Regions from separate parts of the Mus musculus genome. Here region 2 is linked to region 1. A link is a loop called in an ENCODE intact Hi-C map of the cell type or tissue named here. Cell type or tissue: gastrocnemius. All regions are shown on one strand. Each heading gives the region's core, and the rest is flanking DNA. Links, peaks and the distances in the headings are about the cores only. Region 1 overlaps Hlcs (holocarboxylase synthetase (biotin- [propriony-Coenzyme A-carboxylase (ATP-hydrolysing)] ligase)). Region 2 overlaps Hlcs (holocarboxylase synthetase (biotin- [propriony-Coenzyme A-carboxylase (ATP-hydrolysing)] ligase)).

Region 1 (5,378 bases), core at 163-5,162:
AAGTTGCCTTGGTCATGGTGTCTTTTTTTTTTTTTTTTAAATTCACAAATATGCTATTTTTTATTTCCCAATTCTAATTATCTAAAACACACATTGCAAACATACAAATATCTATCTATTCTCTCCACATGTCAGCGCCCATTCATCATTGTTTTGGAAATGGGGAGAATAGATTCCCCTTAAATTGCAAGTCAGTAGGTGTTTCTTTACAGTTAACTTTAGCAAAATTCATACAAAATAGTAATTAACAATGATCTTCTTCACGTGTTAACTCACAAGGAAACACCTTTGAAACTGCATTTTGTTAAAGTTTCTGTACTAAAATGTACAAAAACTGAACTACACAAATATTGAAAAGTTAAAAATTCCTTAATTTTTTATTCCTGGTACCACTACCACAATTTACAGGGCAATATACCTGATGTAATGAAAAGAAAAAGAAAAAGACAAAGCTACAACAGATAAAAGACCTCAGGAATGTACATCTAATTGACACTACATTGCATTAATCAATAGCTGCACTTTTTGCAAACTGTGGCTATGACAGTCCTGAACAAGAAGGGTTTCCTGTTTAAGCTGCAGTAACTTTTCTGACTATGGATCATCGTTCCTTCTGTGGCAGATTTTTACAGTTCCTCTAATGCATTTGGGACGACTGTCTCAAAGTAACCTGCAGCTTTCCTGACAACTCCTCGCTCTCTCTCCTGCTAAGAACTGTAGCCGTTTCTGCTTTATTTTAAAACCTTCTGCTACCATATCCACCACTTCCACCTCCAGATCCATAGCCACCACCATAGGGACTGCCTGAGCTTCGTCCACCAAAACTGCCCCCCTTCATGGGTCCATAATTTGATTGTTGCTGTCCACTATAATTTCCAAAGTCATTATAGTTTCCACCACCACCATAGTTACCTCCACCAAAATTTCCTCCTTCATTGTAACCATCATAGCCTCCTCCTCCACCACCATATCCACCACCCTGGTTTCCATATCCTGGTCCACCACCTCCATAACCTCCTCTACTACTGTAACCAGGACCACCACCATAGTTGCCACCATCACCTCCAAATCCATTATATCCACCATCACCACCTCCATAACTACCCTTGCTGCCACCACCTCCACCACCATAGCCACCTCTTCCACCAAAGTTTCCTCCACGACCAAAGTTTCCTCCACCACCTCCAAAGTTTCCTCCACGACCCATAAAGTTGCCAGATCCACCTCCACGACCTCTCTGTGATCCAGCAGACTGCATCTCTTGTTTAGAAAGGGCCTTTTTCACTTCACAATTATGCCCATTAATAGTGTGGTATTTTTGAACAACAATTTTATCAACTGTGTCATGATCATCAAAAGTTACAAAAGCAAATCCTCTCTTTTTCCCACTCTGCCTGTCTTCCATAACCTCTATGGTTTCAATATTGCCATACTTTTCAAAGTAGTCTCTCAGGTTATATTCTTCCGTATCCTCTTTAATACCACCAACAAAAATTTTCTTCACCGTTAAATGGGCACCAGGCTTTACAGAATCCTCTCTAGAAACAGCTCTCTTTGGTTCCACCACACGCCCATCAACCCTGTGTGGCCGAGCACACATTGCAGCATCCACCTCTTCAACACAAGAGTAGGTCACAAAACCAAAGCCTCTGGAACGTTTTGTTTGGGGATCTCTCATTACCACACAGTCTGTAAGTGTGCCCCATTTCTCAAAATGTTCTCTTAAGCTATCATCTGTGGTTTCAAAGCTCAGACCACCAATAAACAGCTTCCTCAGCTGCTCTGGTTCCTTTGGATCATGGCCCTCCATTTTGAGACCGGACTCGCCTCTTCCAACTCGAGTTCAATATGGGACCTGGTCGTGGTGTCTTATCACAGCGACAGAACGGTAACTCAAACTGCCACCGTCTCCAAAGCACCTGGCCCTCCCAAGCACTGCTCTAGGTAATGCAAACCAGAGGACGTCACTGTGTGCCTCGGACCTCCCACCGGACAGAAAAGATCGCCTAAGAAAGCCAAGGTGGTCGTCCTGTGCCCCCACTGAAAGCAGCCAGAGGAGAGCTCCACTCAGCAGGGTGTGCTAGCGCCATGAGAGAGGCAGAGGCAGGTGGGTCTCTGTGAGTTTGAAGCCAGCCTGCTCTACAGAGTGAGTTCCAGGACAGGGAGGGTTATATAAAGACTCTGGAAGGCAGGGAAGGGGGGAGAAGGAGAGAGGGGGGGGGAGAGAGGGAGTGGGGGAGACTGAGAACTAACTCCAGGTAACCAGGTAAAACCAGATTCTTGGCTTTGCCACTGAAAATTCAGGACAAGTCAGTAGTGAGCAGAGTTGAAGTTTATTAAAATCAATAGTTTGTGCCTGTTTGCACATAATATGCATGTACATTATAAAATGTGTGTGTTTGTGTATGTGACTGTGACACACGTTTGCCACAGCAGACGCTTGAAGACAGCCCCTTGTCCTTCTACTCCATCTGGGACAGGATCTCTTGTTTGACACATACCAGGCTGGCTGGCCCTGCAAACTCCCAGCACCCTCTGGTGTCTGCCTCTCACCTCACTACAGGAAGACAACACTAGATTACATGGACTCTGGGATTTGAGCCCAGGCCCTCAATTTGCACAGCAGGAATTTTATGCATGGAGCCATCTCCCCACCTCTGAGAGACCTGTTTAACATATAAGAAAAGGAGTTATTAGAAAGATGTTCTGAGAGAAAGCGAGGCATGTCCAAGAATAGTCACAGTGTGCACCTGGCAGGACTCCAGTTCACGAGGTAAAGCTAGAAGACCTGGGATGTAAGAAGTCAGAGACTCTCCACCTTAAGCAAAGCCTATTCGTGAGTTGCCTATAAAACATCCGAGGGAGGAGTGGGCCTTTGCTAGGGGCCATATACAGTGGGGCCTGAAACCTCTTTCCAATTAACACTCTTGTGCATGCCTTTGAAAGTGATGGGGGAAGGGGAGGGGACCTACTGTATCCTCCAGCACCTTTGGCCTTATGCCCTCAAGGCAGGGTGTCTCCCTGACCCCAGACCTCACTGTGTCTGACTGGGGGTGGCCCCAGGATCTCCTTATCTCTGCTACAGAGTGCTGGGGTTACAGGCCAGTGAAGCCACATGCAGAAGTTTTGTCTGTGTGTTTGTTTTAAGATTTTATTATTTTCGTGTGTTTGAGTGTTTCAACAGTTGTGAGCCACCCTGTAGATGCTGGGAACCAAACTCAGGTCCTCTGTAAAAGTAGTAAGCGCACTTAGTCACAGAGCTACCCACAGCCCCTGCACCCGGGTTTTGCTAGTACTTGGGACCCAAACCACCAGGTCCCCACGCTTCCAAAGCAAACGCTCTTGCTCACTGAGTCACCTCCTGTGTGTGTGTGTGTGTGTGTGTGTGTGTGTGTGTGTGTGTGTGTAGGCCAGAGAAAAGCTTACAGGAGTGAGTCCATTCTCTTTCAGCTAGGTGAGTCTTTGGGATCACAGTTGGTCAGGCTTGGCAGCAAGCCCCTTTACCCACTGAGCCCTCTTGTCAGCCTCCCAGCTATGTTGGTACTCTTCACAGCAAATGTTGGCTCTCAGCTCGCCAGGGGCTTTAGACTCCGGGGGGGGGGGGGGCTGGAGGGGAGTACTCCTCTCCCTCCCCACGCCACCATAACATCCCACCTGTCCAACCTGCCTCACAATCACACAGGCAACAAGTGGCAGAGCTGGAACTTGATGCCATGAAACCAAATCCACCTGCCCCGGAATTCTTGCTCTTATTCCTCCCCACGGTCTCCAGCAATGGCCCCCCGCCTTACTCAGGTCCAAGTAACACAGACTATTATGGCCTGCTAACAGTGCCCCAGACAGATGCAAACTCTGGCAAGTGCAAGTTGGGGGTAGTGATAATACAGGGGTGCAGCTTGGAGCTCAGTACGAGGAACTTCAATCTGAAGCTTGGATTCGCCATCTCCCTGCTGCTTCTATTCTGACAGATGACATCTCTCACACAGAACAAAGTTTATCGCGTAGCAGAGTTACTCCTGGCCTCACGGCGATCCGGTTTGGGCAGGATATAGTGCGTTCAGAATGTCCAATAAAGATCTCTTCACGGAAGTGTGGGCAGAGTTGAAAGAATCAGAGTGAGGGGCAATGAGGCACCCGGGGCCCACAGGACGGGAGGAGCAAACGGGAAGAGCCTCTCATTGGGGCTACGAGCACACGGAACACAGAACAGCCTCACAATGGAACCCACCAGAGGTGGGCGCGGGAGGACCCCGACCCTCGGACAGTGCAGAGGGTGAGGGAGGACTGGGCGCTGACTGGGGAGGGTACTCACAGACCAGGCCTGGCTTCTGTCCCTGCTGCCATCTGCCTTTCTGCACACTCTGATCCTCTCTGCCAGAACCTAGGCCAAACTGGAACAGGAACTCTGCGACTCTTAGCTACCTTTCCGTTGTGTCCAAACACAATGAGATAAAGCCGACGGGCTTATGGAAGGAATGGTGGATTTGAGAGGTGGTGGGATTTGAGCGGGTAGTTTCTCCTGGCTGGGAGGCACAACAGTGGGAGCGGTGGCCAGAACAGGAAGCTGAGAGCTCACGCCCTCAACTGTGGGCACGAGACAGAGAGAGGGAACTGAGAGTGAGGTTAGGCAGCGACTCCGAGACCACCCCCTGGTGACTACACCCCTGCAGTAAAGCCACACCCCTGAAGAAACACCCTGAGTCCCCAAGGGTGAGACCAGGGGACACACCTCATTTAAACCACCACAGTCTACTATACACACCACCTGTGAGATGAATCTGAGGGGCGTGCTCCTCCCCATCTCCATCCACACCAGTGCCTCTGCGAAGTAGGCACTCAGTATGTGTCCAGTAAAGTGATAGCCTGGCTCAGTTGTAGTAAAAGGCCCTAGATTTACTACTTTCTACCCCTCCACCACCCCCAACCCTTCCCCCACCGACCCCCACCACCCTGCCAACTAGTGAAGACCACAAAGGGCTTGAGGGGAAACAGTAACAGGAGAAATGAATAAGTCATTTCTAACGAGGCTGGTTTTATGGGCCTCACACCTCCTCCGGGCCAACCAGGCTAGTTCTAGGAGCACAGGGAAGGGGAGGGCTCCTAGACAAAGGGAGGCTTTAGGCAGGAATCAGGCGCTGCCCTTACAACAAGAGGGGTGGACTTCCACTCACAGGACTCCTGGGTTTGGGTCGGCATCCGCAGGAGTCTCCAAGGCCTTCATTAGCCGTGCCTTATGCGAAACGCCCGCCATTTGTCAGAGTCCAACACAAACCAACTTCTGACAGTTTGGGGAATGTGAAGGGGGCAAAGCCAAGGAAACCATGCCTGGGGTGCCAGTTGGAAAAGCCTGCTCAGCTCTCCCGGAAGTGGACTCACCT
Region 2 (5,378 bases), core at 311-5,310, 47 kb before region 1:
TCTGTATAGAAAAAGTGAGTAGATATTTAAACAATTAATCTTTGCAAGTGAAGGAACAGGATGGGGACTTATAACGTCTCAAAGGAAAGCTCTGAAGCGCCCAAGAGAAGACTCGCTAGAAGAAACCCTTAACTTTCAAGGACTTAAACTGCTCATGCAGAAGTCATGAGGCTCAAATAATAACCATCTCTGCTGCGCTCTGAATGTGTGAAGTTCCCCACAGGCTCCTGTGCGTGCACATGTGCTCCCCAGTTAGTGGCGGTGTTGGGAGGCTGTGGAGCGGAGTCTTTGCTGGGGGGAGTGTCACCTCACTTCCTGCCCCATTCCGGAACTCTGACTGCAGACTCAGTGTGCGCAGCTACCTCGCTCTCCCTGGTTCCTGTGGCCATGCCTCCCTGTGTCCCTCAGACTATCAACCCAACTAAGCGCTTCCCGCTCCCTTAAGTTGAATTTTGTCAGATAACTGGTCACAACAACTAGGAAAGTTAGGAATAGAAAGAATATCTCATGTTTTAAATTAACATTTATTCCTGATGTGATCTTCCTAGGTAATGAAAAGAACAACAGGCTAAGCTAAACTTGCTTCTGGCTAAATTGATAATCTTCATTAGGAAAATTAATAGGAATTTGATTTTTTTTTGACAGAGAAATAGAGAAATGATAAAAAAAGGAACTAGAGTAGATGAATTTTACACATCACAAATTATACCCCACTTTACGATTTTAAATAACACTAACTTACATTTTAAGATGACAGTATTAAAGGTGTAAGCCATCATGCCAACCCTTGAAATTTTTTAAAATAAACATATTGTATATAAAAATTTGGCCAATCAGTAATGCCCTCCTGGCACTGATGGTATCTGTGGCAAACACAGATGTCTTCTAGTCACGCTCCCTCCGATACTTCACACACAGGAGGGCTAAGACAGCAAAACTATTCTAGAAGAAAATGTAGTGGGTAGATACACAGGCCGGTATATTTTTGTAAAATCTACAGAGTGTATAACCCAGGGAACCGACAGTAATGTAAATAATGATGAACTTAGAAACAATGTATCAACAGAGGCTCATAAACATATATAATGATGAACTTAGAAACAATGTATCAACAGAGACTCATAAACCGTAAGAGCCCCACAGCAGTAAGAGCAGTAAGAGTTACTTGTAACAGAGAAACACAGTAGGGTGGAGAGACACAGGACAATTCAGAGGGAATAGGCAGGGACCCATGCAAGCACCATACATCCTGTCAATGTAACACTCCTCTAAGGGCAATGGGATCGTGCCTTTAAGAGCTGGCGCTCCTCGCTCGTGGTTAAGGGCATGTACTGCTCCTGCAGAAAACCCAAGTTTGGTTCCCAGCACACATATCAGGAAGCTCACAGTTGGCCTGTAACTGCAGTTCCAGGGAATCTGATGCCTCTGACTTACTGAAGGAACCTGCTCTCACATGGACACATCCACATACAGAGACATACGATTTAAAGTTTAAAAAAAAAAAAAAACCCTCCTCAAAACTGAATCCTATTAACTAAAAAATAAATCATCCTCCCACCCTTTTAAAGATTTCAGTATCTCTCACTGGTTTGCAGAGCACACTATGCAGCAGGAAAGAGCAAAGCCCATTCCCAAGGCTTGGCCTCTGTGCGCAGAAAGTCTTTATCATGTCTGGAGAATATTTAGCATGGGTATTTTTCTTTTTCTTTCTCTACTTGGCTGACAGACCTCTCTGCCTAAGAAAACATGATGCAAGACATATTCAAATAAAAGCAAGAATGAGAGTGGACTTAAATCCTGCAGAGAGAAACCCAATCGATTGGGCCCATAAGGAAGGAGGTAGTCACTAGGTGCTCCCTAATTACAGCTGCTTTGGTGGGCAGCATGCTGGCGAAGCAGATGTGGGAGGCCATTAAAGCAGGGCTCCAACATCTGTTTACAATTTTGAGGCAATTGTAAATACAGCAGGGAAGGTCAATTGGGCCAATTAAGGCCGATGTGCAAACCCACCACTGTGGATTTCTTTCCAAGCTTAGATAGGCTTGACTCTTTCTCCGGGTATTTCCTATGACCACATGCGAAAAAAGGAAAAAAAAAATTAACACAGGAAATGAGCTTAATAATAACTTTTATCCATTTCAATGGTGACATTTTTTAAACAAAACAAAGCAAAAAAACGGCAGCAAACTTTGAGTTCACAGTCATAAATGTGCCCAGAGCCTGTGTTTTCTCCCTTACACTCCAAAGCTACCTCTCCACTCCCTTCCAGGGGGGTCTGTGTGAGGGACACCAGGGAGGCAAGGAATGATGAGAGACATCTTTTATCAGAATCAGGAGAGTCAGCGCAGTGACACAACCCCACGATGCTCAGACATCCCTTGGAACATTCCTGCTTCTCTCTTAGTGTCTTCAAGATAAACCTAGAACCTTCCAGAACACTCTTAGTCAATGTTGTAAAGACCAAGACTGTTTAAACAACACGATCCAGGACCCGGTGGTGGTGGCACACGCATTTAAGCCCAGCACTTGGGAGGCAGAGGCAGGCGGATTTCTGAGTTCGAAGCCAGCCTGGTCTACAGAGTGAGTTCCAGGACAGCCAGGGCTATACAGAGAAATCCTGTCTCACAAACAAACAAACAAACAAACAAACAAAAACACATTCCTGGTAAACCTGAACAGACAGTTGGTAGAGAGGACGAGGTGTCCATGGCATGGCAGGGTCATCTTTGGTGAAGTGGCAGCAGTTGGTAGGGGTGTTTGTAAGGAACAGGCATAGTGTATACCTTCCCCTTTGAATTCAGAATGGTGGCTACTGAGGTATTATCTCGCATTGGTTTTGGTAGCCCAGACCTCTAAATGCCTCTCTTTATGGAGAAGGGGAAAGGATCGTTGGCCAGACTTGGATTCAAGTTATGCATCTCCTGGTCAAGTGGCCGTAGAGCCTTTTTGCTCATCTGTAAAATGGGTTCTACCACCTTCTAGAGCTCTAAAACTCAATACATTGGACAATAAATGCTAGGTTCCTCTGTCCTCTTCTGGGGTCATCAAGACACTGCCCCAGGGGCTGGACTTGTGGCACCAATCATGGCAGCTGGTTCTCATGAATGTTGCTTCTACTTACTTCTAGGGAAAGTCTGTCCAAAGGGGAGGTCTGTCCAGGGGAAAGTCTGTCCGGAAGGAGGCCTGTCCAGGGGAAGTTCTGTCCAGGGGAAGGTCTGTCCAGAGGGATGTCTGTCCAGGGAAAAGTATGTCTGGAGGGAGGTCTGTCCAGGGGAAATTCTGTCCAGGGGAAGGTCTGTCCAGAGGGATGTCTGTCCAGGGGAACGTATGTCGAGAGGGAGGTCTGTCCAGAGAAAGATCTGTATGGGAGGAACTCTGTCCAGAGAAAGGTCTGTCCAGGGGAAGGTCTGTCCAGGGGAAGGTCTTTCCAGAGGGAGGTCTTTCCAGGGAGAGGTCTGTCCAGAGGGAGGTCTGTCCAAGGAGAGGTCTGTCCAGGGAGAGGTCTGTCCAGAGGGAGGTCTGTCCAAGGAGAGGTCTGTCCAGGGAGAGGTCTGTCCAAGGGGAAGTCCATCTAGACTCGGGGATGTTGTTCCTATATACTATTACCTACTTTGGTTTTGGTTAAGCAAGCAATGTAGCTGATGAAAGCATGCGGCTGGTCCTAACAGTGGCAGCGGAATGGAAGACTTGGTCCTAACTGTGACACAGCGGTGAAGGGAAGACAATACAGCCCCTAGGAATCTACACAGAAAAAGAATTTTTTGCCTTATGCCTTCTTTTTACTCTTCAACCTTGAGACTCAGCCCCTCTGGCCTGAGCTCAAATAAAGAGTCCCCTGTCTAAATAACTGCTAAACCTGAGAGCAAACAGCTCAGCCACATGTAGTTCTGCTGCGACAACCCTGTCAATAACCCGGACCTTGGGCCTGATTGGTCCAACAATGCTGGCATCCCTCTAGCAAGCAGGGAGAATTGCAAAGAGCCATTCCAAGTACAGCTCTCACAAGGTTTGTAGCCTTTTCAGAAACACAAAAATCTAAGTCAGTTGGCTGGCTGGCCCAAGGCATTCAGCTTAAACCGATTTTATAAATAGTGGGAGTTGGAACACTCACACTGCATGGTATGAAATGATAAAAAGAAGAGGTCTCCTGTCCTCCCAGCCCAGGAGAAAGCCTGGTAAATTTTGATCTTATTTAGATGCAAACATAAACTTTTTAATTATAAAAAAATGGGTAATGCTATATGTATTATTTTTGGATGTGTTTTACGATCTGTTAGAGCTATGTAATAGATGTATAGAATGTATAATTAGCTATGTATAAAATATATATACTGGACATGGGTGGTGTTTCCTGTATTATAAATCATGGATCAACAAACAGCCACACACATACACGTCACCCCATTGTCCTCGGGTTAAATTCCTAAGAACTGGGTTGTAGCGTTCAAGAGTACACACAATGGAGGTATTTAACGCACAAGGTAGCCAAGGAGGCTATATTAAATCCACAAGTACAAGAGCATCCTTAGCCTGGTGCTGCTGCCCAAATAACTTGTGTGGGGTAGAGCACGGATTGCACACTCACCCGTGTGGATGTCTGAGATCTGAACTTAAGTCCTCACGCTGATATAGCAAGAGCTTTGCCTGCTGAGCCATCCCTCCAACCCCCGAGGAACTTTAATCCCTACTAATTTAGCATGCAAAAAAAATGTGTTATTTCTATTTTTATTAATAATGACATCTAGATCTTTCCCACATTTGTACTGGGCGCCTGATGTTCTTGAGAAAGCGCTCAATTCCTGGACCCACAATAGAAACATTAACCCTTCGATGGCAGCATTCCCCATACGTTCTCCTCCACTGATCAACGGAACATTGGTGGCGGGAGCTGACACACAGCTGTATCATCAGGCCAGGCGCGTAGGCCTCTCTGGCTTTGCTTGGATCTTTAACCTTTAAGGAGCTTTCCTTCCTATGAGTAAACAATCTTCCACACTGGCTGACGGTGCTGTTGTCCTGGCTTGGTTTCCTATGGATACATCTCTCTGTATTGTTTGAGAGATCTCTGCAATCCCTCTCCTCTTCCTCCTCCCCTCCACTTTTCCTCCCCACTTCTGGACGGTGCTTATTTTAATTGCGGTGATTGGGAGAGCAAAGCAGAGCTGAGGAAAAAAAACCCAGAAACCCCAAAGGAGGGGGAAAGAGGTGAGAAGGCTTCTAAAAATAACATTAGGCAGACACAGGCTAAATGCACGTCTAATTTGCTCCTTAGTTAATGAAGGAGAAAATGGAGATTTTGAAGAAAACGTCCATTCTAGAACTGCAATAATGAAACCCCACTGAAGACAACACCAACATTCTTGTTATTCATGGAAATC

What was found. A loop is a pair of places that touch in the nucleus more often than their neighbours do. Peaks named below come from ENCODE experiments on the same cell type or tissue, not always from the same donor. Only the 100,000 strongest peaks of a DNase experiment are listed, where the experiment ranks them.
Region 2: it touches region 1 in a loop (2.0-fold over the local background); 3 of 42 quality-filtered maps call a loop at or near these places.

Annotation. Positions count from the first base shown.
Region 1 is chr16:94,241,538-94,246,915 of GRCm38, forward strand. All of the region lies in intron 5 of Hlcs (holocarboxylase synthetase (biotin- [propriony-Coenzyme A-carboxylase (ATP-hydrolysing)] ligase)), which reads right to left. It also overlaps the pseudogene Gm6363. Among named protein-coding and RNA genes, the nearest start is that of Hlcs, 46 kb to the right of the region's middle. In gastrocnemius, for the core only: a CTCF peak has its summit at 2,549 (motif pointing left); a DNase peak (open chromatin) is centred at 4,318; H3K4me3 peaks cover 568 bases; H3K27ac peaks cover 364 bases.
Region 2 is chr16:94,194,185-94,199,562 of GRCm38, forward strand. The region is part of intron 6 of Hlcs (holocarboxylase synthetase (biotin- [propriony-Coenzyme A-carboxylase (ATP-hydrolysing)] ligase)); the gene reads right to left. Among named protein-coding and RNA genes, the nearest start is that of Hlcs, 93 kb to the right of the region's middle. In gastrocnemius, for the core only: no CTCF peak of the experiment used is centred there; no DNase peak of the experiment used is centred there; H3K27ac peaks cover 600 bases.